Regions from separate parts of the Mus musculus genome. Here all the other regions are linked to region 7. Evidence: chromatin loops called from intact Hi-C (ENCODE). Cell type or tissue: heart. All regions are shown on one strand.

Region 1 (4,000 bases), 210 kb before region 7:
CTGCACTGTCCCCAGACTAGAACTAATAAACTTTGTGCTAAAAGCTCCACTCTGGAGTATCCTGTTTATCAAAAGTGATTATTACCTATTTTAATATGCATCACCTTAGATTGTTGTCCTATCAGAGTTTCCAGAATAATTTTAAGAAAAGCATTTGGTCAATGGATAGATTCACTCCTGCCAGACTCTACAAGTCTTCCCAGCGAATTGCTCTGCACGTGGAGACGCCATTTACACACCTCTATTTATTTTCCCTCCAACTTAGCATCCTAAAAGTGATTGCTACAGCTTTTTTTATATATCACCTAGAAGGATTCGCTTCTGTGGGAAATCTGGATTTGAAACAATACATTGAAAGCATTTCCTGTCCCGGCTTCAGACAAGAAGATAAGATTGGGCTCTAAAAAGTTTGAAGACAAATTTCCAGCAGCCCAGGTGAGGCCTGATTTCTATTTTGCCTCCATCACAATTGCAAAATTCCAATGATTAACCTTGCAGCCTGGCTCTCTGTTTCCAGGGGAAACAGAAGAAAGGTTGTTTCCTCTGCTTCTGTCTGCAGATCAGACCACATGGAGGAGTGCTGGCAGGTGAGGGCTCTGCAGAAGTCACATCTTTTTGCCATCCATATCTTACAAATTATTTATTTGATCACAAAAGACAGCTGCAAAAAGCAACGCGTATTGGCAGGTACTGTGGCTAAGTTCTTTTTCCATTATTCGCAGCTGGTGAGGAAATTAAGGAGGCTCTTAAAATGCACTTATTTTCTCTCTCTCTCTCTCTCTCTCTCTCTCTCTCTCTCTCTCTCTCTCTGTGTGTGTGTGTGTGTGTGTGTGTGTGTGTGTGTGCGTAGAATGTAGGTTCGATATGTAAGCTAAAATTTAAAAAAATATATCATAGTATTGACCATGGCCAGTGTGTATGATGGGTAATAAAATGTAACTGGGCCAGATTGTTCTCAGAGAAAGTCTGGTGCATTCCTAAGAGGCCAGAATGTGAGCCCGACGTATAGTCATCTCAGTAATAAATCTACAGAGCTGTAGCAAGCATTCACACTCGATAGGCTGATATTTGTTCAGCGAGTTGGCAAGAAAATATTTCCTAAAACTATACCTCTTCAATGTAAAACATATACTTCCACCGGGCCCTAGTAAAATTGGCAAATTATATTAAAGACTGGAGAGCTGTTTCTGATATATTTTCAATAGAAAAGTCTGCAGTTGGAATATAAATACCCAAGAGGATCTGAAATATGTCTCTATACGACGTTCCTCTTGTGGGCTCCTGCCAATCCTCCTTCACCCCTCCTGTAACGAAGTCCTCCTCAGGCCTCCACTACCACAGGAGGACCCACTCCCATCTCCAACCGTGGCTCTGCTCCTCCCTCTCTACTAGAGTTTCCTCTTATTGCTTGTGATAAATGTAGCATCCTTCCAACTAACATGGCAAGAGCTTGCCCCTCTGTCTCTGCTCAGGTACACTAGATACTTCTCAGCTCCTTCCTCTCCATCTCACCCACGTTTCTTGTCACCACATTTCCTCTGACAGCACTAGGGTCTTTTCAAATATGTACCCCACTGAGAAACCCTATTCCTCCTGTCACCCAAACTAATCCTGCTTCCCATAACCTCAAACACCACCAGCATTCTGAAATGTCAACTGCAACACTTGATACTTCTGGAGACCAGAAGCATTCAACAGGAGTGTGCCTAGGGGGGAAAAAAAGGAGGATCCTCTAAAATTCTTCTAAGAATGGATTTTAACTGGGCCTTTCATGAAGATATTCACACATTGTCTTGCTTGGGGTTAGATTTTTTCTCCCTAAGATCTATTTGCGTTCTTTTTCAATGTGTCTGTATGTAGCTTTGGATATGTGAGGGCCAGAAGATCAGATCAGGTGGAGTTGCAGTTACAAGCAGTGGTGATCCACTCAGGGTGCTCGCTGGAAATGAAAACTAGTTCCTTTATAAAAGGAAAACAGGGTCTTCACTGAGGAGCTGTATCGCCATGTCTCACGGAGGCTAACATTTTAAAAACCAATCTTCACAAGTCCTACAAGTTTCTCTAGCACCTAACTTTGTACACTGAGACATTAAGAAAAAAGAAAGAAATACGGATGTCACTAGGTATCAGACATGAACAGGAAGCTTCAGAAGAAAAGGTTCTAAGGGAATTGGGATGCTGAACCGAGAGAGAGGAGGACTTCAGCCTTGGCTTTTCGGTCATTCGTGAAGCTGTGTGACTGAGAATTCTCAGAAGAAAGACCTTAGCAACTGTTTTTCCGGATCCTCCATTTTGCCAATAAGACTCAGAGCACTTTAGAGAAACTTGTAAAAAGATAGAATGAGCAAAATCAGGAACCCCAGAGTCCCCATTCCCACCTCTCTGGTCCCCTCCCATCACTGTTTATAATCCTGTCCTCTCTCCCTAAACCCTACAGTGAATTAAGCAAAGGTATATGTGCAAAGCCAAAGGTGTCAAAGGGCATTCACAAAGAAGCAAGCAAGATTGTTTTTTTCCCATCTAAATGTTTATTAATTGATTAAGGATACAAACCAAAGTCTCACACACTCTAGGCAAGTGCTGTGCACCGAGCCACGGTCCCAAGCCTTAAAATATTTTGAAATATCTCACTTATGAAATTCTGCCACGATATCTTCATTCAATAACTATGATTTCTTACAAGGAAAGTCAAAGATGATCTACATTCCCTAACTCATTTAAAAAAAATCCCTTTCCCTGGCAGTTAACACACAGCCACTCTCCACTCTCACAGAGCCAGACTGTGCAACCTCTTTACAGGGCTGTTCATTTTCCACTCTATCTTTCTTTTGCTATCCAAACTGCTGTAACTTTATCTCATGCTCCTCCATCATCTCTCCTTCACTGTTACAAATGGAGCTGAGATCTGAGCTCTGCATTACCGTAATGTCCTCCATTTATTCAGTACATCTACTTATACTTTTCATTTTGTCTGGGCCCTTGGTTTTCCATCCCTTCTCCTTCTGCTGCTGTTAAGTCCGGTGTCAAATGCATAAGAGTTGTACAGCCTGCATCCGAGAGCCTCTCTTCTCCCCGTTAGCTGGAGATGGGTCCCTCCTTGGGGTGTAGGTTTTCTGCTTAACATTTTAAAATAAAGCTTAATAAGCTCCGAGGGTAGCCATTTTACCCGCCTTTAGCCAAGTCTTCATGCCACAACTTCCCAGCTCAATATAAACACTCTTGCACTGTGTCCTCAGCTAGCATCTCTCTTATTTTGGTCCTTCAAAGTCCCATTCTTGTTCTCGTGCCCCTGCCAAGAGCAGTAGAAAACAAAACACCTTAACTCTTGGACACACGAGACAGACTTCCTATTATTCAGGAAGTCCGTCCATGATCCAGATGGCTGCCTTAGTTTCTCTGACACTAAAGCACCCGCACGTATTCTAAAACCAGGGGACACCAGAGCTTCCCTTTTATGTGTACTTGCTATTGAGTGCTATTTCTTTGGTCTCTATTTGAATACCATCATGTTCTCATGTGGGGTATTACATTCTTGTCAATTCCGTGTCTCTCTCCTATGTGCATCACTGTATGTTATTGGTTTGAAAATATCACATCTGTATTTTGCTGGCATCTAAGGTTCGAAACCCAGGTGTGGAGGCTTCTGAGCATTCACTTCCAGGAGGAACAGGCTGGATAGAAGCCCATTGCCCTATGGTAGAAAAGCCCCTATCCTTTTGTATTGGCATGGGACACACATGTTCCCCCTCATCTTCAATTCCCTGAAAGTAGCTCTCCCTAACAGCTCCCCATTACTTCTTTCAGATTGAAAGTGAACTCAAGCCCTACCAGTCAGGGCTATCACAGGCCCAGAACTCATCTCTCTAGATATATATATAGATAGATAGATAGATAGATAGATAGATAGATAGATAGATAGATAGATAGATATCTGTCTCTCTCTTTGTGTGTGTGTATGTTTGTGTGTGTGTGTGTGTGTATGTATGTTTGTGTGGTGTGT
Region 2 (4,000 bases), 1.3 Mb before region 7:
CCCTCTCCTTTCTGTTTGACCGAAAGACAGTCCGAACTTCATCCTCACGTTCCTAGTACAGAAAATAATTACAAACTACCTAGGCAATGGCTACTTTAAGATTTAAAGTAACTAGTAATTCTGAAGTCTAACACTAGTCAAACAAATCATGGGATTTCCAGGAGTGGCCTGGCTCTCGCTGTTGGCCTTCTGGAGCCACTCCCCTAAGTACTAGGGACATGGGAGGATCCTTTTGTCTTTACAAGACCCTGTAGGACCCTGTAGCAGTGTCCTGTGAGAAAACCCAATTCTGATGCTAATGAGGTTTCAAAAGATTTCAACAGAAGGAAAACTTTGCAAAATTGTTAAGCCAAGGGATGCTAACTAAGTGGGCATGCTAGATGCTGAGTCAGAGGCACCTAGCAATGATGGCCGGGCTGGCATTAGGCAGCAGGGCTCTTCACAAGCTGGTGACGCAGCAGGAAACACTCCTCTGCTTTTTCACCTAAAACTTCATTTCACTATGATTTCAGGTCTGTGCAGGGTGGTGACCCTGAGGGCACAAACTCACACTTAATAGTAAGTAATCTGGGGGGGTTGGTTTCGAAACAGGGTTTCATCATGCCTCTCTGGATGGCCTCTAGCTCACGGTAATCCTCCAGCCTCAGCCACCTAAATGTTGAGAGTGTTGCCCTGTAGCCATTTTACTCAGATTTCCTAATCTTTTGAAAAAGTACAATAATCTTTAAAAGCCCCCATTTTAGAAAAATTATACAATTTATAGAAATCTCAGAGAATATTTTAGGAAACAAACATCATAAAAATCACAAAATTTGCTGGACATGGTGCCACATGCCTTTAATCCTAATAGTTGGGGGACAGAGGCAGACAGATTTCTAGTAGTTTAAGACATAGTCTATATACTTAGTTGGGCTAGCCAGGGCTACAAAGAGAGACTTTGTTCTCCCCAGCACCCTCACCAAATTAGAACAGGGGGGAGGGCTGAAGAGACGGCTTAGTGGATAAAGTACTTACCATGCAAACACTGGTATAGAAGCTTGGATCCCCATCACCCACATAAAAAGCTGGGCAGGCCTGGCTGCCACCTGTAATTCTACTCTGAGGAGACAGGGATCCCAAGCAAGCTAGCTGGATCAGAAAGCTCTGAGTTCAGTGAGACTCTGCTCATAAAATGGAATGCCTGAGGAAGACACAGGAGCAAAGCTCTGGCCTCCCTATACTTCCAAACACACATACAGTGGCACATTACACTCAGACACTCAACAACAGTAACAGTAACAACAAAATTCTAGTTAAAACAGGTTTTTAATTCTGAGAGTCAAAATGTCACGTTGCAAATGTGAACACTGCTGTGGTCTGCTACGTGTGAGAGTGAATCCTTTTGGCGTACAGCATGTTTTGAGAAGCAGGAAAACATGATTAACTAGGAAGACCATCACCTTGCTTTAGAAATACAGAATCAAAATGAGATGAATCCGAGGAAAAGTCCACACACAGGTGAAGCCAGAAGTCTGCACACCTCACTCTCAGTGCCAGTCCCAGCTTATAGACTTCGCTGAGCGGAATGGTGCTATCACCCAACCACAAATTAAACAAAGCTGTTTACAGAGGTGACAAACATGAGACTGGTTTTTAATTTTAAACAGTCAAGTAGCAAACTTGCATATGAGTAGAGATTAAATACTCAAAACACCTCAACAGATTTAGTAGGAAAAAATTTAAGAAACAATAAAAATCTTCAATATTTAGAAGAACATAAGTCTGAACACACTCTGTACTATGAAGGGCTGTTTATGACTGGAAAACAGTGTGTGTCTCGGAAAAGTCTAGAAACTTAGTGGACTACAGTCATGTCAACACTCGCTCTTGTAGGCTTCCACCATACCTTATAAACTCTTCTCCAGTTCTTTTTGTTGTCTTTTAGCATCCGGGACCAAAGCATGTTCATGAGTTCTGGGAACTGCTCATACATAAAGGTAGCCCTGAAAGAGAGGAGTTTCCTTAAGCATCTGTAGTAGCATAAATCTGACAATAGATGGCAGCCTTGCTCTAGGTTCTTTGGACTACCCAAACAGCTTAGAAAAAAAATAAGCCGAAATCAAATTTTAATGACACTCCTCCTAAAACACACTTCCTCTTATTCTTCACAACACACAGCACATCATGAGGAATCACGGTGCCATCCTGCAAGCTTTTTCTTCATGGCCTCAGTGCCCCACATTGTCACCAAGAAAAAAGTGTGTGATTTTTTTTTACTTCAAATATTTTATACGTGTTCTTCAAAATTTGCAAGGAAAGCTATTAAGTCTTGGCTGACGCATCATTAAAAGCTAATTTTTAATGGGAATGGAACCTATATAAAACTCTCCACACTAATCAAAATGGATTATGCAGAACATATGGCTGATAGTTAAACAGGTTAAAACTGAAAGCAAACTTCACTTTCTGTGTAAAGACACTTTGATTCTTTCTGTACTGTTGAGTCAAATTACCACTTACTTGGCAATCTCTCCCATGAGCTGCCCAGAAGGTCCCCAGGGATCATCATTCGTTGCTTCTCGAACCTTAGACTCAATCTCTGAGTAATTCATAACCACATTGGTGCTGCAGAGGGAAAATGCACATGTGCATGTGCACACACACACATATAGATACATAAAGATTAGCATCAAAACTGAGCAACACATGAAAACTAAATGATACTAACGTATGTCTTAATGAGCCACATCTATGGAGTGGGGGGCAGCTCTGCTCACAGGCTACTCCAAAGACACGACATTACACACTTAAGTTATCTTAAGAATTTAGCTTTCAAGAATGCAGAGGAATGTCATCAGCCCTGGCCCAAGTCCAGGAGACATGGTCTGATCTCAAAGACAAACGGACACGCTCAAGTCTATCACAGAGCCAGGATGTTCACCTTCTCTCTGCCCGTGCTTTACAAGAGGTCGGGTTTGTGTTTATAGGAATTCTGTTCTCTTACACTAAATTACAGTGGACAATTCTGTGTGACATTTAAAAAAGACATAACACAAAGAGAATATTCTACAACTGTTTAAAACTATTACCAACATTTCCTTCTGTATCAGTGTTTTTCTCTAACAAAAACTTAATTATTAGTTATTGTAAACCTCACACCTTCACTGGCTACATAATATTTTACTGGGAAATGATATTTAACTTTTCCTTGAGACTTCTAGTTTTTTGACAAGAACATGGGAGACAGAAAACCTGATTCCAACCCCATTTCATGAAGCAGTTTTGTTTTAACCTTGGTTTCAACTGTAGACTGGGAAGAGGCTCTGTACACCTCAAAAGACAGCATAGAAACTGGTGCTGCTCTCCTGCCTGACAGACAGGTGATGCTCAGTTAATAACTGAGAGCCATCCTATAGCAAGAAAGAACGCTTTCAAAGGGTAAGACACAAGACAGCAAAACACTTGATTTTTTTTTTTTAAACAGCCATGTGTATGGGATCTGAAGGAAGAAAAGCCATAAAAATGTGAGTTCATCTGATGTATATAGTTCCCATTACTACTGAATGTGTGTTCTAACAGATGAACACAGCAACACAAAATCAAAACTAATAAATGAGTGAATAAAATCAGATTTAGATAGCTACTACTCATATATCCTCCCTTCTTTTGCTATGTGGCTTTTTAAAAGTCATCAAAAGTTGTTTTCTAAATACGGAAGGATCAAGGCTCAGCGCTTTTAGACCTTGTCTGCTGCCATTCGTTCCTTCAAGGAGTTTAGCTTAGTTAAGTCACTGACAAACAGATCCACATCAGCACTGAGACAGTCACATATAGACAGTTGGTCAGGTCACAGAACAAACAGTGCAGCTCCTACACCGACACCCACAACAGGACTCTACCAAGAAAAGTGTCCCCTGAATGCCAGGGACACCCCCTCCAACTGCACAACTAATGCGATAATATAACTAAAAGTTATTTCCTTAGGAACCCACAACTTTTGGGGCTCTTGAAGACTTTTAAT
Region 3 (4,000 bases), 1.0 Mb before region 7:
GTGCACTGTGACAGACTGACCTGTGCTGACACTTGTGTTCATTGTGACAGATTGACCTATGCTGACACTTGTGTGTGCACTGTGACAGACTGACCTGTGCTGACACTTGTGTGTGCACTGTGACAGACTGACCTGTGCTGACACTTGTGTGTGCACTGTGACAGACTGACCTGTGCTGACACTTGTGTGTGCACTGTGACAGACTGACTTGTGCTGACACTTGTGTGTGCACTGTGACAGACTGACTTGTGCTGACACTTGTGTGTGCACTGTGACAGACTGACCTGTGCTGACACTTGTGTGTGCACTGTGACAGACTGACCTGTGCTGACACTTGTGTTCATTGTGACAGATTGACCTGTACTGACACTTGTGTGTGCACTGTGACAGACTGACCTGTGCTGACACTTGTGTTCATTGTGACAGATTGACCTGTACTGACACTTGTGTGTGCACTGTGACAGACTGACCTGTGCTGACACTTGTGTGTGCACTGTGACAGACTGACTTGTGCTGACACTTGTGTGTGCACTAGGACAGACTGACCTGTGCTGACACTTGCAATCTCCATTAGTTAGTTTCTCTCATCTGAACTCCTGTCTCCATTCAGTGGGCAGTGGGCCTTAGGGTATAATGACGTCATGGAGAGGAAGGGGGCATGGGACACAGCTCATTTGGAGGTCCTGTTTATGAGCTTGGAACCATGTTCCTCTGAGGTGCTGGCTCTGTCTCCCTAGGAGCTCGGCTAATTTACTTAATAAAATAAATTTGCTCACCCTGCAGAAGATGGCAGTTCAATCACACCATTTTTAGGCTGTGTCTATTAGGTGACTCAAAGGCTGGGTTGTAGCATAATAAGCCCAATTAAAAGGAAAAACACAGCAAAAATCCAAGGCACATCCTCTACCCTCCAAATGGGGTTCATGGCCCTCGGAGGACTTGCAAATCCCTCTCCTGCACTCAAGGCTGCTCCTTGGAGCTAATTGTACACGTTTATAGCTTTCGCTGACCTCATGATGGCACAGAGAGAAGGTGGGATGGGGTTAGGGGAGACCAGTTCCTAGGATTTAGGTCCAAGGCCCAGAGGATCCAAAGTACACCCTAAAACAGCTGCAGGGCTCCAGGGAAGGGGAGCGCTCCTCTGAGGAGGCTTCACAGTTGCCATGGTAAGGAGCCCATCCCACTGCACTTGGACAGGTGGGCATGGCCACTTTCTCGAGCCAGGTGATGGCACCTGAGCCTGTCACAGAAGCACTTTCCATGGCCATTGAACTGTTGAACACTATCCCTAGCCAGTGTCTACTGCTAATTCTGTTAATTTAAACATATAGCTTTCGCTGGTGTACATAGCATGTAGACTGCAATACAGATGATAGTAAAGAGCATGTCTGGCTCTTGGAATGCTGGGAACTTTACTCAGGACCACATTTATAGTTATCAAAGCAGGCATTTCCTTCCTTTCCCTTTCCTTTTTTTTTCTTTTCTTTTTAAAAGATTTCTTTTTACAAAGAATACTAATGCTAAAACCCACAATTACAGAACACTTACTCAGGAAGTCTGGAAGTTCTAAAGGGTTGGTAAAACAAAACCAACCAAACCAAACCTGCTTGTTGTGGCCAGGAGGCAGCCTCAGAAAGACGGTTGCCTATGGAGAGAGCACTGGTTGAGAGTCTAGGCCTCTGAGTTCTCACTTGGCTCATTGTCCATCTGTGGGGCTGTTGGATGATGCTTTGCCCCCAGTGGCTTGGCTTCCTTTTCTGATTGTAGGATCTTGGGTTTGATCACTCTTCCCGTGGAATCAAATAACTTTTCCAACTCTCAAGGTGGCTTGAAAATGCTCTTTAAAAACGTGTGTCTAGCAAGCTCCTAACTCCCTAACATCTTGTAAAACAGACTGGGAAGGAAGCTAAGATTTAGGGTGATGAGCTGGAAAGGCGACGCAATGGTTTGGCTGCTCTTTCAGAGGACCTGGGCTCAATAGCCAGAACCCACAAGGTGGCTCACAACTGTATAATGACTCCAGTTCCGTGGGATCTGACATCCTCACACAGATATGCATTCAGGTAAAACATCAATGCATATAAGATAAGTATAAATCATTTAAAAATTATTCACTGATAGTAGATGAACCATTTCTAACTACCCTTTTTATTAATTTTCCATCTGTGGAAAACTATTAGTTCTAATTAAAAAAATTTTTTGACTTATATCAGTTATTTCCTATTTGCCTGTGTCAGTGTGCTCTGTATGTGTAATGCCTACAATGGCCAGAAGAGGGAGTCAGATCTTCCTGGAATTGGCGTTAGGGATGGTTTTGAGCTATGTGGACTGCTCAAACTGAGCCTGGGTCCTCTGAAAGAGCAACAAGCTCTCTTAACCACTGTCTTGCCAGTTCCCAAGAGTTATTATTTAATGTGTTGGAAAATGACCAAAGTTTATTTAAAGTGTTTTACAAGCAGGGTGGGGAATGTAGCTCAGTGGGAGAGTATTTGGCTGTCCTGTACAAGGTCCTGGGTTCAACGGCCAGTGCTACAAAAAACCAAAACAAACCCAGAGAACAGAGAACACTCCCCAGATGACAACTCTAAAGCCACACATGGTGCGTGCAGAGAAGGGGCTTTTTCTCAGCACTGAGCTGAACTTAACAAAATAGTTTAGTGTCTCTAAGCTAAAAGGAAACCAAACCAAATAAAAGCCTCAGAGATACATTGACTTTCTCCACTCCCAAACCATGGCTTCTGCTTGCAAGCGTTCTTTGGAAGAGTACAGTGACCTTTCCTTGAGGTCTGCCTCGGTCCACACAAATGTCGTAAGTCTGTGTCGGGACTTGGCTGTCCCTTGTTCCTAGTGGATCATACCATTGTGGGTGCTCTGTGTCCTCATTCATGGTCTTTAGTAAAGACTTTACTGATAAGTTTGCTCCTTCATTCTTTTCCTCACATGCAGCTTTCAAAGTCCCTTAGAAAATTATCACTGGAAACACAGTCATTGTAGAGAATTTTGAAACTGAAAGATAGGCCCAAGAAGGCATATCAAAATTCTCAGAGGCCAGAAGTCTAGGGACGGTCGCTATTTACCTTGGGCAGGTTGAATTATTGATTTATTTTCACACAAATGCATTTTATTTTGATCACGCCCACTCTCACTCCCTACCTCCTCCGTGGTGTCTCTCTTCTCCCCACACCTTCATGTCTTCTTTTAGATCCTTGGGCTGTATTAAGTCCAATCAGTGTTCACCTATACACATGGCTGTAGGGCTGACCACCACAGCATGGGCTGCAGAAATAGTCATATGTCCTTTGCATTTACAGAGGCGTGTGGGGGGGAATGAGGTGCAGACAGACTGAGGGGAGGCTCAATGGGCAGGTGCCAGACACACAGAGCATTGTAGATCTTGATTTGAGACTTTACTGAGAGCACAATGAAAAGAGAAGATAGGATTTATGAAGCCCAAGGGAAGGTCATGTTTGTATTTTACAAAGACTACTGTAGACATGGCAGGGGCCACTTCCTGGTCCGGTTTAGCTGCCTATCTTCCGTCGTTCCTGTTTGGAATGTTTGTTTTCCTCCCGTGTAGTGCTGTGTCTTGTTTTCCTTCATATATCCCCCTGATGCTCAGTACAAGTCCATACAGCCTCCTTTCCCTCCCTTCAGCCAGTTGGAAACACCCCGTGATTCAGACCTTCTCCCCCCAAAGCATCACTCAGACCTGCAGGCTACGTCGTCCCTGTTGCCTCCTGGATGGCAGCACACAGTCAGGCTACTCCTGTGGAGTGGTGTGTGTATCTCTTCCTTTGCTTTTCCATTTGTGCTACTTGAGTTGCTTCTTGAAGAAACTTGCTAGGCCCCCCTCCCTCCCCACGAATGGTAACTGACCCTACTGTTATTCTCAGGGTAATAACTTCTGAAAGACATCAAACTGAGGCAGAAGTGGAGAGAACACAGAAGCCGTGTCCCACCCTTCACCCCACACAATGGTTGACTCCTGTCTCATTTGCTC
Region 4 (4,000 bases), 280 kb before region 7:
TTCAACTGGACAGGTTGGATTATGGGAGCATTCAGGGTAGCATCCAGAGGCCCACCAAGAGGCAATGCCTGGGGTGCATCTAGTGTCACCACCTCTGCCCTCAATGACAAGGAACCTAGAGAAGAGGGACATGAGAAACTTCCCAGCTACACCTGAGATGAATATATGGCTATGTCACCTGAGTGAAGGATATTTTAGAGCCTTTCTCATCAGTTTTTACAGACATATGATCAGTAGATGTGTTTCTATGTATGTTTGTGAAGAGAACTGTGAGAGACAATAACTGCTATGGAGGAAGGAAGGGCCCCATAGTAATCTAGCACCCATCTGTGGATATCCCATCTACTCTAGCACCCATCTCTGGACATCCCATCCACTCTTGCACCCATCTGTGGACATCCCATCCACTCTTGCACCCATCTGTGGACATCCCATCCACCCTTTCACAGTAACTCCACACCACATGGTGGGTGCACACGGCAGACCATCAAATAAGTTAGCCTTTCCAGATATTGGCATAGCTTTTGGGTCTAAGTAGGTGCCTTCACTGAACAGCTTAGATGGCAGAGAACAATGGAACTTCCTATCCAGATTTTAGTATGTTGCTAGAATGTGTGGGTAGAAACACTCTCCGATCCCTTCAACTTACAAACATTTTAGCCAGGTGATGAGGGGTGGTTCCCATTCTGGAAGTAGATGGTGCTAAGCTGTGAATCTCCCCCCCCCCACCACCACTGCCATAGCCATAAACACACACACACACACACACACACACACACACACACAATCTACTCATGCATAGGCTCAGAGTTTAGCCCTCATATTTTATCATCAATGGGGCTAGTGAACTGTAATTCAATCCCATTATTTAACCTGTTGAGTCCAGCTGCAGGAGCCACTATCCACAAACAACTTATTCAATGTTTAATTACTATGAAATTTTCTTTACTTACTCATATTATTTATATTACCAGAAGAAAGAGCTAATGGACAGTACACTGGTAGAACTTCATCTTCTATTGGATAGCACAGATCTTGGGACCATGTTTATATAACCAAGCCTAGAACTGTTAGCCATAATTGCCAGTCATGAGGTACCCTACATATTCCAGGAGATCTGTTAGGAGTGATACCTTCAAATCCTGCCAAAAGGACTACAAAGCAAGTCTTCACAGGAGTAGGCAGGGAGTTACTTCAACAGGAAAAAGAATACTATTGAAGTATATATAACTGCTGCCCTTGGAGTATATGGGCCTTGCACTACCAGCTGTTTAGTTTATAAAAAGAATTTGCATCTGTATTTTTCTATATAATCTTATTTTTGTCAGCAACAGAATTCTAACCAAATTCTAACTAAAGTTAGTATAAGAAGCAATGAAAACTCACTGGGGCATTTGCAAATGCACATGTCATTTTAATCTGTTTCTATCTGTGACCCTTATCTACGACCCCTTTAATCTACCATGTCACCCTCTTGCTAATTCAAAATATTATGCAAACCATAGCCCAAGCCAACATAGGACTAAAGGCTAGATTCCCACCCATAACCCACCAGTGCACACAGCATATGACTCCTCCCCAAGTCAGCACTTAATTCTGAGCAGTTCATTTCTGCGGGGACTCATGCTGCCACTGACTGGCTCATCAAACAAGTCTGGAAAGCCTACCATGGCCACTCTGGTGTTTCACATCTGCTCCGAGAGCCTGGCTGAGCTCCTGAGCGTGTCTCCTGCTGTATGCATACAGCTTTTGTACAAGCAGTTGGGCAGAAGTGCCCTGAAGGATTTCCACTGTCATTATGCAAGAGAGCATAGATAGTGACTTTTGAAGGAACCCGTGTTTTGTACTTGAGCTGCATTTCAACCTTGCCCAACTTTTAACAATAACTGATGGGCCATGGTTTTCGCTTTTGCAAATAACTCGCTGTTTGTATTTCTCTCCACAGTACAGCTGCCACGGCAAAGGAGAGTTGGAGTGAACTTTCATGACTGGGAGCCTTATCATGCTGAGCCAGTTTCCTCTCTTCCCTAACATGGCCAGTGGTGCTGCAAGCCAGCATTTGTTACAGCACAGATGTTTCCGTGGTGATGATCTGTGACGTCACAAGGACAGAAATGTGGATCATCAAACTTATCTGCACATGACGAGGAGTGGGAATTCCATCTCTATGTAAGCCTTCTGTGGTACTGATTAAACTTCCTGCAGGACTGTTCAGGATCTGAACTATCCTGCCAGAACCGTGAGAAGAAAAGCCAAGATATTTGTCTTTTCCAATTCATTTCTACAACACGATAATTGTGTTCAAAGTCCAGTTACTCCCCAAAGCTAAATGAATGGATGGCAGTTTTCGCCGTTTTGAGTATGGCTGACTTCCCCTATCCTACCCTAGAGGTAGCTCTGGGCTCAGATGCAACACTGCCTGTGGATAGAGGGACCCTCACAGCTCCTTGGCCAGTTTCGCTCTTTACCTCTGGGTGCAAATCCCTTTTCCTAACTCCAAGCTTCTGCCACTTTAATTGGGGATAATAATTATTTTTAAAAGCCCACTTCACGAGGGCTGCGGTGAATTTAAATGAGCTAATTGATGTTCAGAGTAAGAGGGGGAATAAATGTGAGATGGGAATAAGAATGATGAAGAAGAAAGCGATTCCTCCCAAGATGGGGGCATGCACAAATGCAAATGCAGGTGAAATGTTCCTGGTATTTCTTCCTCAGGAAAGTTTCTGCTTGCTTCCACACAGTTCCTTTCTGAAAAGATGCAGCTACTGCATGAGGCTGGTGGTTTCTAGCATAGTCTAGAAAACTCAGTCCAGTCTCAGACTCTTCTGTCTTTGTCATTGAGTCACTCTCTGCCCTTCCCTTTGCTCTTCTTGAGCTTAACCTTAATGTCTGTATGTAGACATACTCCTATGCACAGTTTTGTGTGTGTGTGTGTGTGTGTGTGCGCGAGCGCGCACATGTGTGTGTGTACATGTGTGCAGAAAATCAGGCTAACCAGACAACACATCTCATGCAGACAGGAACTGCACCCATTGGCACAGTAATGGATGCTGATGGTACTTGGCATTTAATGCCTGATGATTTGAACACTGGTTAGTGCTTGCAGGGCTTCACCATTGATATTAACTTTGAGTGGTGAGCAAGCTCACATAGATTATTCTACTCTACAAATGAGGAAGTTGCAGCTCTGAGACATTCAAACTTGAGATTTTCAAAGTCTGCTTTGATTGATGAAGCCCAGCCCCCCTTTAGTTTTGTTGCTTATCTGAAATATCTGTCCTGTTTGGCTAAAATGGTCACTTTGATCCTATAAATACAGCCAAAGTTCCATAAAATACCAGTTGTGTAATTCCTTGTCCCCAGTGTAGAGGGTGGATGCTTATTACCTTCACAGAGTGTTACTATTCCCTTTCCAAGTAAAGTTATTTCTCCCCTAAGACACAGACCCACATATGAACTATAGTAAAATCTCTCCATTTCCTTCTTCTGTTTCCAAGTTCAGAAAAATGGCACCCTTGCATAACATCACAGGCGCCAATTTAAACACAGTAACATTGAAAATGCTGCCAAGCTTCCAGGCATAGAAACATCTCTAGTGTTACAAGTTACAAGGGCCACTAAACACACCCTGAATTTGCACATCTATTATAAATGATACCAGCACTCTGAGGAATTTACACAGCACAAAGCAGTGTCCCTCCACTTTTGTTTGAGACCCGAATGTTGTGTATTTTAGTGATCTTCATTAGAGACTTTTTTATATATGAAGAAAAATATAAAACATTATTAACAAATAGATTAACCTGACACAATACCTTGAAGATATTTTATAATTTCACTGACATTTTTGTCCCCGATAAGGATTGAGTTATGCCAAAGAACTGAATCCAAAACACCTAGGACAATGCCAATTCTAAAATTTGAGGTCTGAGTTTATAGATTTGCTGCACATGATAGCTCCTCAAAGGACACTGCTGGTTTAGTCACTTGGGCAGCAGCA
Region 5 (4,000 bases), 1.1 Mb before region 7:
TACACAGTCTGCACTCAGTAAGCACTAGGATTTATTTATCTATTTGTGTATTTATTGGTTTTGGGCATTGGACACAAGGCCTTGCATATGATACACAAATACTGTACCACTGAATTCCATCTTCAGTCCTTGTAGTTCTATTACATTATGAACATTTTTATTATCTTATTTTATTCTTCCAACATAGGAGATGGTAGGAAAACAATATCATATAGTCCATTTATCAATAATAAAAAAAAGAAGGCTAGAAAGTCTAACCTTCTCAGCCAGTATCATATGTAAGGAAAGGGTGGAGGCGGAATTTAAGTCCAATTTTTCCTGACTCCAAATGTCATCTCCCTAATTACCATTCCATCCTTCCTTTCCATCCTTTAATATACTAACTGAGAAGACGTGAGGTCACCAAAGCCCTGGATTTCTGTTCCTGTGTGGGTGGGTGAGCCAAACCACTGGGAATGTGGGAAGAAACCAGAGAAGCCTTTGCCTTCTGCAATCTATTTATCTTTTCCCACACAGTGGAGTTCTGCAGAATCCTAATACCAAGGCTTTGCTAATAAACGCCAGCAGATGTACAGATTTAGCTTACGCTTTGCTAGACTAGAGCCTCTGAGAAACGTTCTGGTCTCAAACACCTAGAAGGAGATAGGTGCATGATTCATCTTCAAGCTGCGATGGATGGTACACATGGAGCCACCTGAGCCTCTTCTTTGTATTGTGGGTACTCAATGTGGATTTCATTCAGCACTTATAGGTCATTCACTCAACTCCAGGCACTGTTTAAAGTGCCTCAGATATACTGGGTTTTCTTGCCTAATCCTCTCAAGTGACCCCACAGGGTAGACGTCCAAGCACAGCAAGATGAAGTCACAGTGTCACACAGGTGGCCACTAGAACTTCTAAGATTTGAACCCAAACTTGCTTTGTCACGGAACGTAAACGTGTTATCTGCTAAGGATCCAAGCCATCACTGGCAAGTCATACATTGTTGAGTGACGCTTAACTCTTCCTCTGCTTGTAAAACATAAAAAGTATATGACCTCTGCCTAATGTGAACCTCTCCAGCCCCTAACATTTGAAAGGAATCTGTTTTTGAGTTAGCTGGACTGCCTTATCTGATGGACAATGATCTCTTTCACTGACCCATGAATCCATTATGTTGTAAATTCTGCCTGCACACTCCAGGCAGAATGTATATTCTACTTCTATTTACAGGGTAAACATAATATTCTATTTGTAATGTGTCTGTCTCTCTCTCTGTGTGTATTTGTGCATGTGTGTGCATGTTTTCTTCAATTGTTCTCCACCTTATTTTTGGGACAGGTTCTTACCTTGAACCTGAATCTCACTGAGTGCACTGCTTGGGTTACAGGTATGGGCTGCTGTACCCAGGTTTTCATATGGGTTCTGGAGATCTGACCTCAGGTCTTCATGTTTGCACGGTAAGTACTTTACTGACTGACTCTACTTCCCTAGCCCCAGCTGTTCAGTTTTTATGCAATGACCTTACTAGATACCAGGGTATAACTTGTGTCCAATAGTGAGCCAACTTTGGACATTTGGGGATAAAGCCTTTAGACACACCTCAGGATAAAGAAGTTAGGGTCCACCTGGGGATTGGCTCTTGGCAATTGGGATTAATGTCACTGGCTGTGTGCTCTCCTCCACACCTGTTTCTGGACCGATGTGACGTGCTGGCTTCACACGAGTGTTCTCTCAACACCTCTTCCTCCTGCTTGCCCTTGCCCTTCCTCTTGGTCTGGGGCCCCACTCCTCCAGCAGCATCCCATCTGAAAACCCTTGACCAGAGTGGCCTTGTCATGTCTCACCAAGCCCCATCTGTGTTTGGGACGAACATCCAAGCATTACACACTCTTCTCTAAGAGTGTAAAATGTTGACTGCGCCACTTAGCCAAGGTTCCCGCCCCCCAATCCTCACCCCCAGAAGAGGACAAAGAGAGGCGAAGCCCGAGGAAACACGGACATTTCTGTGTGAAACTGAGAAGACATCCTGTTCCACTCTGGCTCTCATAAACATTAAACTTCTTTTTAAATGGTGATATTTCTAGCCTATTCTGACTGAAATGTATTGATTTTTTTCCCCTCTGTGAGTCACTGCCTATTTTTCCTTCCTACAGTAGAAACATATTAAATATCAATGTGATGATAAAAAAACACATATGTGTATGTGTGGGTGGGCAGATGAGAGCGTGAGGGGATTGTTTTTACAAACTCTCAGAAAGGAAATGGCTTTCTTACAGATTCCCACATCGTCATCCAGCTCCTCACATCCTCAGTCCACTGAAACAAAACCAAATAACCATTTCCGGTTTGAAAGCCAGCAGGGGAAAAATTTCAGAAAGTTCCGGCGATGGTCCGCCATTTCGGGGCTATGTGTCTATATACTTAATATATATCAGCAATTTGAGGTGGTGAGGGAGTCAGGCTGCTATTCCTACTTTGGGCAGTAGAGGGCAGATGTTTCCACTCCTGCCTGGCTGATATTACCCAGGCAACAACATTATGTTTATGCAAACAGCCTTTGACATAATAGCTTTGCAACAGCTGAAAATTGAATTGTGCCTTCAGGCCAAACATCTAGACCACCGCCTTTGTTAGATTCCTCTGCCGCAGTAAATTGCGCTCACCCTTGGCTCCGGAGCTACTTTCCCCTGGATTCCAGGCCCACGATAACTTTAGAAGAAAGACAAATGCTATTTCTTCACACAAATGGTCCTTACGTATTTTTTTTTGTTGTTTTTTTGTTTTTTTGTTTTTTTCACTTCCAACTCTCATCTGAGGGCCTGAAATTGCTGCGTGCATTTCTCCAGCCAACTGAAGAAAGAAAATAAAAAGAAAACCCGAGACCTACACCAAATCCATCGAATTCTAGAATCTCTGTGGGTTCCCACAGCTTTTTAGTGCTTCCACTTGATCTAATTAGGACTTCGCCTCCCGAAATAAATACCTAATAAAGAATGAACCTATTAACAGACTAAATTTACTACACGCCCATTTGTGTGAGTCCTTTGCGCGTTTTCTTGAAGTGGTAATGCAGATGAAACTGAACGTTGTTTGAGTGGATAATGGTCTCCCGCTGTAAGATGGATTGTAGAAAGTAAAGGTGGGGCAGGAGGGGGGAGCAGGTCGCTTTATTGAATTCCATAGATGATAATGGTGTCACCTGAAATAGCTTCCTGAATAGAGAGTAAAGGGGAGAGAAACAGCAACATCCACAGCCAATGTGCAACCGGGGAACAGTTGGTTTTCTTGGAAGTAATCTTACATTGGTTTTGGGCTCATTGTCCTAGTTTTGGTGTGTGTGTGTGTGTGTGTGTGTGTGTGTGTGTTGCTAGAAGGTAGATTTAAAAATAATATTTTATTTTTAATTAAATTGTGTGTGTATGTGTGCTCGTGCGCACTACATGTGAGTACAGATTCCTGAAGAGGCTAGTGATCTCAGGTCCCTAGGTGCTGCAGTTGCAGGTGCTTGTGAGTCACCTGACCTGGGTGCTGAGAGCTGATCTGGGACCTTTTGCGAGTCATGCCCTTTAAATGATGATCCGTCTCTCCAGCCCAGAAAGCAGATTTCAGAGACAGTTGTTGTTGGGCCTCATTGATATCCTGGTTGGCTTTTGTTGTTGTTGTTAACTAGACACAAAAAGGTCTTATTAGATTGACTACGGCAAGTCTCTATAGAACATTTTCTTGATTCCTGATTGGCATGAGAGGGCCCAGCTCATTGTGGCTGACGACACCCCTGGACTCATGGTCCTGGGCTGTATAAGAAAGCAGGTCTAGCAAGTTGTGGAGAGCAAGCAAGTAGGCAATGTTCTTCCGTGGCTTTTGCTTCAGTTGCTGTCTTTACATTCCTCTCTTGAGTTCTTGCCATGGCTGTCTTCAGTGGACTACGGCCTGGGATCCATAAGCAGAAATAAACCCTTTGCTGATTGCTTGTGGTCATGGTGCTTAGCACAACAATAGAACCCAAGCTAGGAAAACA
Region 6 (4,000 bases), 1.1 Mb before region 7:
CACACACACACACACACACACACACACACACACACACTGAATTCACGAGATACTAGACGTGATTTATAGCACACACCACATAGGAGGCAGCTAACAGACCTCCCATCCCACTCTGTCCTCTGCCAGCTGCGCCCTCCCTTACTTCAGACAGATCTTGCAACTCTGTTATCTAGGCCACACTGTATGTGTTTTTCACACCCCAGCTGGCTAGACCAAACCTTGGGATTATCTCTGGATCATTTTCCTGTACCTCTCAGAGGTATTTTTACAACCAGAGCTTTGGAGTTAGCACATGGTGAAGGGAGGCTGAGGCAGGAGGATTGTGAGTTAGAGGTTAGACACTGTTGCAGAAAGAAACAGAACCCTACCAAGCTTCTTGTAGTTTTCACTCATTAGAACCTCACTGAGAGCTGTTAGCTTCCTCTGCTGAATAAAGACTGTCTCCATTTTGTTAACCACTTTGCCTACTGAAAAAAAAAAGTGAATCCCCATTTTTATGGGTTCAGGTGTTTGTAAAAATAAGGATTTTTAAAGTGCATAGTCATTTTTCTAAAAAGAAAATAATTTTGTTTCTATGGGTCTGAGCATCTTGCCTGCATGTAAACCTGTTTATCTTGTATTTACATTGATTGTGGAAGCCAGAAGAGGCTGTTGGATCCCCTGGAACTGGAGTTTTACAGACAGTTGTGAGTGGCTGTTTGAGTTCTGGGTCTTCTGGAAGAGCAGCCAGTGTTCCTAACCATTGAGCCATCTTTCCAGCCCCTAAATCATGTAGTCTTAATGGGAGATGTCATTTGAATCATTATTGATCACCATACAGTCTTCTAGTCTCTCCTTTCAGTGACTCTGAAAAAAGAAAAACTGGTTTTGTGTCTCTCTACACTTTTCTTTAATGTCTTGGCAGGACGCTTGCACTTCCTACTATGCCTCTTGGTCCTCCCACTATGCCTCTTGGTCTCCACACTGTCATGCTTTCTCCCCCATGCTATGCCACATTATTTCACCACAATCTTTCTGAAGGCCACCCCTTAGATTTTTCTCTCTTTAGATTTTTTTCCTTCACTGTTTCTGTTACACAGAGATGTTGGTGAGTGACAGTAACATGGTGTGTCCTGTGTACAAGGCCATTTGCATGCCAGTAGGGACTACTGCATTTGTACAGTCTGAACCCTGGTGAGTATTCTCCTTGGGAGAATTACAGTCACTCGTTAGACCAAAGAGACCAGTTTTTGGCAGAGGATAGCCAACCTCATGTGTGAGTTTCCCCATGTCAGGGTCAGGGTTAAGTTGCATGCTGAGATAAGAACATGAAAGAGAACTTGACATTACAATTTAATTTTGTCTAGTGGCTTCGATGAGCTCCTCTATAACCAAACAATAGAATCATAGTCACACATTTTTGGATAGCTGGCTTGCTGCGATTTCCTATGTATTTTGAATGGTGGCTTTCACATGATAAATCTTGAATAATTATTTGTGAAATAGGCAGATCAATAGATTTAGTTTCCCAACATTTACCCAATCTGGTCTTCACCTATCGGGACTGAAAACACCTTTCTCTTGAGAATTCTGACCTGAGAGTTATTTGTGAATTCTGCCTTTTTCTTCTAGCTGCCAGAGGGTGTCGCTGTTGAAGCTGTATTCTGACTTAGCCCAATGAGGCTCCTATATCTGGGAGTCTGTGCCAGAGAGAGGCTGTTTCTATCTCTGCAAAAGTCAGGGTGGTCCTCTAGGGACCATAGGTCAGGGATGTTCAGAGCTCTGGGTGCCAAGACTGCAGATCTGAGCGTGTCTCTGTGTCCCTGGGCTCTGCTACATCCTGGGGTATAAGCCTACCCAGGAGTCTGCTGGAAGGCCATTCTCAGATCTGTGCACTCACACACAGGGTTTTGACCTTCCTTTTATAGAGAGCATTCTTCCAAGAAGACAGTGTCAGGGCCTCCCAAGGATTGTTGTCTATCCTGCCTATAGTGTGATATGACTGAAGATGCTCTGGCTAAATAGAACTACTAAATGGTGTTGGCAAACACAGATATGATGCCAATATTAGGTACAAGACATAAATTCAGTCATTCAACAAGTCCTATATTAGATAGTCTCATTACATTTGCCATAGGGAAGAGAAAAATATCTGAGTGTGTTCAAAGCCACATTTTCAAGGCTTATATTTTAGTGAAGGGTAACATGAAACCCTGCATGTCTTTAGAGTGACTGTCCTTAATCACTCCACAGTTACTCTGTCAGCAACCTTTGGAGGAGCGCTCTGCAAATAGAGGTATGACCTCAGACAACACTGCAGTGTCAAAGGATTGATTCTTCCTTCTGGTAGCAAGGAACTCAGAGGCTCCAGGTGTCCTAAATTTCCTGCCCTTAGAATTCTCCAGTGTCGACTCACTTACTTAACAATCTGCAGTCATACAGATGTCTCATGTGAGACCTCTTCTATGTCCCCTGACTCCGAAGTTCCATGAGACGGAACCAATCCTACCAACTCCCCCCCCTTTCCCGCCCCCCATGAAAACCAGAGGAAGTCAGGAATGGCAGTGCACCCCTGTAATTCTAGATTGCAATTCTAATATTCAGGGGGGAGTTTGTGGTCAACTTGAGATATATAGTAAGTTCCAGGTCAGCCTAGACTATAAATCAAGTCAAAACAAAACAAGACAAAACCAGCAAAAATACCTATCCAGCCGCACTGAGGTCCAATAGGCATACACCAGACCTTCTAATCCCCTTTGAGAAAGATTACAAAAACATTCCGATTCAGCCTGTTCTGTTCCTTAAATCAAAATCTAATTCTCCCTCCTATGTCTATAATTTGAGGTTAGTTTAAACCAAGCCAAGTCTTCAGAGGCAATATGAGATGATTTCTTTGTTCAAAGAGCAGGGGCATTGCATCTTGAAGTGAACATTCAAAGCTTTGTCTCCTGAAGGATCCCTGAGAGGGCTCTAACCAGCGTGTGTGCGCGTGCGTGTGTGTGTGTGCATCTGTGTGCATGTGTGTGTGTATGCATGTATGCATGCGTGTATTTCTCAGTCTTTAAGAATATTTCTCCTTAGAAAGTGTGTATAAAAAAATCCTCCCACCAGTTCTGATCCAATGGTGCTAATGTGCCCCTGGGAAATCATGTCCCCTTTAAGAGTAGCTTCATGTTCTCTCTCTGTCCCTAAGCAAGAGAACTGGGTTGAGCTTTATTATTAGAAATTTGTCTTAGGAAAGCGTTTGGTTTTCTTGTCTTTTCTAAATGGAGTGTATTAACCTACCAGAGATTAATTTACCGCTAGTGGTTAAACTTTTTTTTTTTAAGAGCATCTTTGTGAGGTTACAAATAATAATGTTTAAAGAGTTTCGTTCTGGTGCTTGGCATACTGTGAGCATCCTGGAAATGCTGGCTGGTATTGTCATTGCTGCTATGACCTCTCTCATAAGTGGAGCCACTTCCTGCTTGGGTAACCAGCCCTAGTTATGGGATCTTCACTGTGGGGAAGTGTTGTCTGTCAGCTAATATATGGGAAGTGTTTAGTGTAGGCTTCAGCACCTAGTGAGCAGTTAGCAAATTCAAGCACGTTTCTAAAGTGTGAATCTAGCATGGTAGATTTATTTAGCTGAGGCAATAGATAAAAAAAAAATCTCAATGACACCAAGAGAAATGAATTTATTTCTGATTGTGCTGTGGGTTCCAGGCATTCCAAAAGACGGCAGAAAACTTTGGAAGCACGTACCAAAGTCGTATCAGAATTAAGAGTATAAGCAAAATGACCTGGGTGGCCCCTTCCCCGGATTCACACTTGGCAGGGACATTTTATGGGGTAGGGAGAGTGTGGATAGATGATCATTGTCAGATGTAGAACGGAAAGTCTGGCTAAGGGTCAGTAGAACCTTGACTGACAGTTGGCAATTGTGTGTGTGGGTAATTGGACATGTGGGTAATTGGCTTCCCAGAGCAAACCTTAATCCTGTTAAAGTTCACAGAAAATTGCTTAAGCATTCTATCAGGAA
Region 7 (4,000 bases):
AGACACCAGAACATTCTCCATCTCTATAGATTTTAAATGCACAATTGAAGCTGGGCCTCTTTAAACTTTTTCAAAGCTCCAAGCTGTGCTGATGTCCCAGACCCAGGATCCTCTTAACGTCAGGAGTACACAGAATAAGCCCCTTCCTTAAGTTCAGTGGTGACCCTTCAAGGTAGGGGCATCAGGAAGCATTGGCCACCCTTCTACAATGGGTCCCAGGAAGCCCTAGCTTAAGACTTAGGCTTAACTCTTCTTAACTGCTTGAGTCTCCACTTTTCAGTAATCAAGCCAAAACATTAAAAGTTGAATGTAGTGGGGTAGATGTTCCAGTGATGCACACAGTCAAGAAAGGATCATTGCCCGAATGAGGAGAAACACAGTCACATTGAGGCCTGTGGTTAACAAGAGTCACAAAGAACATAGTCCTCCAGAGGAGGTCGGAGGTCGGCTACAAAGGATCCTGGTGTCAGTCAGCACATGAAACCCACTATCCAGAAAAGAGAAACTGGAACAGAGAATGACAGCTATAGCAGCCCAATTCTCCAGAAATTAACTAAAAAGGAAGCAATTTTTATATCCATAAGCCAGAGGAGGAGGAAGAAGAGGAGGAGAGAAAGGGGAGGAGGAGGAGAGAAAGGGGAGGAGGAGGAGGAGGAGGAGGAGGAGGAGGAGGAGGAGGAGGAGGAGGAAGGGGAGGAGGGGGGAGGAGGAGGGGGGGAGGAGGAGGAGGAGGAGGAAGGGGAGGAGGGGGGAGGAGGAGGGGGGGAGGAGGAGGAGGAGGAGGAAGGGGAGGGGGGGAGGAGGAGGAGGGGGGAGGAGGAGGAGGAGGAGGAGGAGGAGGAGGAGGAGGAGGAGAAGGCAGTGATGGTGGTAAAGAGAGGGAGGCAAGAATCTTTGGATAGCCCTAATTCCCTTTGGCTTGACAGGCAGCCAACACCTCACCTGGGATAGTGGGCATATTTCACTTTCATTAAGCAAAGTGCATTTGTAGATTTTCATCTGGGTGAATTGCCTTTTAACGTGGCTTCTGCATCCAATAATAAATGTTTAAGTATAAGGAAGCCAAAAGGAAGTGGGAGAGAGAGAGAGAGAGAGAGAGAGAGAGAGAGAGAGAGAGAGAGAGAACTCTCTCTCTCTCTGTGTGTGTGTGTGTGTGTGTGTGTGTGTGTGTGTGTGTGTGTGTGTGTGTGAACATTCAGATACCTGGGCCTCCTTCACAGCTGCAGGACCAGAGCCTCTGGCATTGGTACCTAGGAATCTATATTTAAAGACATTTAAAAATTCTTGCCTTCTCCCCAAACAAAGAGACAGGGAAGGAGCCACTGTAAAGGAATATGTTTCTTCTAGAATGATGTTTTCCTGTCGAACTTCTGGCAGATTCTTCAGCTGTGGCTGGAGAGATGGGGTGGTGGTCATGGATAGGTTCTCAGAGGGTCCACACTACCAAGTGGGGTTGCCCAGCTTCTCAGGTCCCCCAGTGCTGGAGGAAGTTGAGGCTAGGGCCCAAGAATTCCCTCCCCCTGTGCTCTTCAAGCCCAACCAGTGGCACCCAGGCCATCTCGAACTTCTGTAGACCCAGACCCCCTTTCATGGGGCATATAAAATGATGCAATAACTTCTAGGGGCTCAGGTAAAATTATGCTCCCCTGCTTGCCTTTCAGTAAAAAGAAAGACCCCCCTGAATTGAGTGGAACTGGGATCAGAAGGAATGTCCCAAGAAAAGAGGGGATGGCTTTTGCTTGTCTGCCCCCAGGAGGCAGGCTTGGGACTTGTCCTGAAGCGTGTTCTACTTTTCTCTTTTTGAGGACCCCCCACCCAACAGTCGGGGAACTGCCCCCTCACCTTTTTTAGCTTTCTTGCCAGAGGTAGCTGCGACCCCAGTGGGACAACGGGCTCTTCATCCAGTGCTGGGTAGAACTGGAAGTGGGCGACAAAGCGCCTAAGCTCAAAGGCCCTCTGAGAGCTTCTGGGGAGTTGCGGGCCACTAGACGTCTGAGATGTGTGACTGGGACAGGCCGAAGCCAGGCCACTATCAAGGGAACCCGGTAGAGTCTGTAGCGACCTGGAGTCCTGGGAAAGCGGGGTGCAGCCAGGCAAGGGCGAGGGCGATGGGAAGATACCACGGATGCGTGTTGGGACTGCCGAACACTGGGACCCACGCGCCCACTAAACCCTGGTCTGTCCCCGGGTGGCATTCACCCACCTCTGTGGGGAGCGTGGGAGCCGCAGGCCAGAACGCCACCGGAAATCCGGACTCTGATCCGGGCTTGCGACCTCGCGGCGCTCCGGAAAAGTCCCTCCTTTGCTCATCCAGTCTCTGTCCCTGGGATAACCCTCCTTTTCTTGGAACCAACTAGAAAACTGAAGAAGAGGGTGACAGCCACTCGCAGGAGGTAGAGAACGATTAAACAATCTCTAAGGCTCTGTCGCAGAGACTGCAGTCAACGTGGGTAGGACCAGGCGCGGTGCGGTTCCACAAAACTGTCCCCTCTCAGAACGAGCTGAGGCCTCTCTCGGGTTTCCCCCGGGATCGTCCCAGACAATAAATAGATCCCATTTGTTGCTAGGTTTACCGGACATGAAATTACTCAATCGCGACTACAGTCCACTCCCATTGTACAGGTGAGGAAACGGAGGGTTTTTAAGAGAAGCGGAAGCGAATGAAATCTTGTTCCTGCCACACCGCTAATAAAGTTACCAAGACATTGTCTCAGGGACCAGTGCTCTTAACCTTGGAGTCAAACCTCCACCCGGCAGAGGCAGCTAAGGGCTATTCAACACCACTAGAATTCTTGGGTGCACTGAGTCCTGGTTACACATAGCGGGGGAGGGAGATAAGGGGAGCAGAGTGAAAGAGAGAGAGGGCGCTTGTCACGGTGAGGACAAACCACACAGAAGTCAGGAGAGTGTAGTTTCAGGAAAATCTTAACGAATATGATTATTTGAAAACAAGTTTGCGCTGTAATGTAAGTGGGTGCCTTTCCCCTCTCCTTCCCAGACAGGACTCCCCAGGGACGTGCCAGCTCCAGCCCTAGCTGTGTCACGTCCTCTCCCAGTCCCAGCTAAGGTCTAAGCTTGCCTAATGAAACGACCTTAAGTACAGGACTTTGCTATGATGTCCGATGTCCACGATGTCCACTACAGGCCAGAAATCAGAACAGCTGAGCATGTGTTTTAATTGTGGGTTGGGGGGACATGGTTCAGTCTTGGTCTGAGCACGGATAGCTAAAACCCGACGTAATTCTGAGTTGAGAGAAAATAGCTGGTGGTGTTCCAGAAAAAGAACTCTAGGCTGGTGCCGCCCAGGGGTGGAGTTCAGCTGGTACCCCACTTTGAGAATTTTGCTTATCTGCCTAGGAGACTAAAGCTGGCTTTCTCCACATAGGAGGTGGGGTGGGGTATCCAAGGGTTTTAGAAGGGAGCTCTCCAGCAGTTTATAAGTTAACACTGCTTAAGTTTTAAAACAAACTGAGATGGAAGAAAGAAAAAAAAAAGCAGGGAGTTGGGGGGGGGGGCTATAAAGATTTAAGAGAGAAAAGGGCCTGTTTCCCTAAAGGAAAGTTAAGAAAGGAAAAGCGCATTCGAGAGGTGGGTTCAGGATACCCAAGTGAGAAAAACTGTGTGCTCCTTTTTTGGGGGCAGCTTTCTGGGTATTTGCGCGGTGGCGCTGTGCGCTTCCTGGTCCTTATTGGTAGCTTTGTTTAAAGTGCCTGTGGTGTGAATGCAGACACGGGTTTTCAATCAGCGAGCCTCAGCTACATTATTTGAGGGTCTGAACAGTGCATTCTTGGCTCCGTGTGAGCGCGCGTGCTTCAGTGCGGGCCCAAGGGGTGCACAGGTGCACCTCTATCTCGAGTGTGCATGAGAGTCACGTGAAGACATAGTTTATGTGAGTACAGTGTGCAAGCACAGAACTTGGGTACCGAGCAAGATCGTACACGCGAGTCTGAGCCCGCACTTGTGTGTGTTAACTGCCGCAAAGACATCCTAAGAATCAAAG

What was found. Peaks named below come from ENCODE experiments on the same cell type or tissue, not always from the same donor. Only the 100,000 strongest peaks of a DNase experiment are listed, where the experiment ranks them.
Region 1: a loop joins it to region 7, with 2.2 times the contacts of the local background. A loop is called at or near these places in 6 of 42 quality-filtered maps.
Region 2: a loop joins it to region 7, with 3 times the contacts of the local background. A loop is called at or near these places in 14 of 42 quality-filtered maps.
Region 3: a loop joins it to region 7, with 1.9 times the contacts of the local background. A loop is called at or near these places in 4 of 42 quality-filtered maps.
Region 4: a loop joins it to region 7, with 4 times the contacts of the local background. A loop is called at or near these places in 6 of 42 quality-filtered maps.
Region 5: a loop joins it to region 7, with 3 times the contacts of the local background. A loop is called at or near these places in 10 of 42 quality-filtered maps.
Region 6: a loop joins it to region 7, with 2.6 times the contacts of the local background. A loop is called at or near these places in 6 of 42 quality-filtered maps.

The regions. Positions count from the first base shown.
Region 1 is chr11:44,822,587-44,826,586 of GRCm38, reverse strand. The region is part of intron 6 of Ebf1 (early B cell factor 1); the gene reads right to left. Among named protein-coding and RNA genes, the nearest start is that of Ebf1, 210 kb to the right of the region's middle. In heart, no CTCF peak of the experiment used is centred here; no DNase peak of the experiment used is centred here.
Region 2 is chr11:45,882,314-45,886,313 of GRCm38, reverse strand. It overlaps Clint1 (clathrin interactor 1), which reads right to left. Exons shown (of 12, transcript NM_001045520.4): 2 at 2,500-2,604; 3 at 1,886-1,982. Among named protein-coding and RNA genes, the nearest start is that of Clint1, 32 kb to the right of the region's middle. In heart, a CTCF peak has its summit at 2,025 (motif pointing right); no DNase peak of the experiment used is centred here; H3K4me3 peaks cover 390 bases.
Region 3 is chr11:45,627,727-45,631,726 of GRCm38, reverse strand. No RefSeq gene overlaps it. Among named protein-coding and RNA genes, the nearest start is that of Gm22284, 9.7 kb to the left of the region's middle. In heart, a CTCF peak has its summit at 2,269 (motif pointing right); no DNase peak of the experiment used is centred here.
Region 4 is chr11:44,895,506-44,899,505 of GRCm38, reverse strand. The region is part of intron 8 of Ebf1 (early B cell factor 1); the gene reads right to left. Among named protein-coding and RNA genes, the nearest start is that of Gm51859, 190 kb to the left of the region's middle. In heart, no CTCF peak of the experiment used is centred here; a DNase peak (open chromatin) is centred at 2,065; H3K27ac peaks cover 1,071 bases.
Region 5 is chr11:45,677,352-45,681,351 of GRCm38, reverse strand. All of the region lies in intron 3 of Gm39816 (a long non-coding RNA gene), which reads left to right. Among named protein-coding and RNA genes, the nearest start is that of Gm35282, 24 kb to the left of the region's middle. In heart, a CTCF peak has its summit at 2,461 (motif pointing right); a DNase peak (open chromatin) is centred at 2,451; H3K27ac peaks cover 496 bases.
Region 6 is chr11:45,734,451-45,738,450 of GRCm38, reverse strand. The region is part of intron 2 of Gm39816 (a long non-coding RNA gene); the gene reads left to right. Among named protein-coding and RNA genes, the nearest start is that of Gm39816, 16 kb to the left of the region's middle. In heart, a CTCF peak has its summit at 1,610 (motif pointing right); a DNase peak (open chromatin) is centred at 1,730; H3K27ac peaks cover 397 bases.
Region 7 is chr11:44,611,512-44,615,511 of GRCm38, reverse strand. No RefSeq gene overlaps it. Among named protein-coding and RNA genes, the nearest start is that of Ebf1, 4.6 kb to the left of the region's middle. In heart, a CTCF peak has its summit at 1,744; DNase peaks (open chromatin) are centred at 1,531, 2,161 and 3,781; H3K4me3 peaks cover 2,272 bases; H3K27ac peaks cover 1,302 bases; H3K27me3 peaks cover 2,565 bases.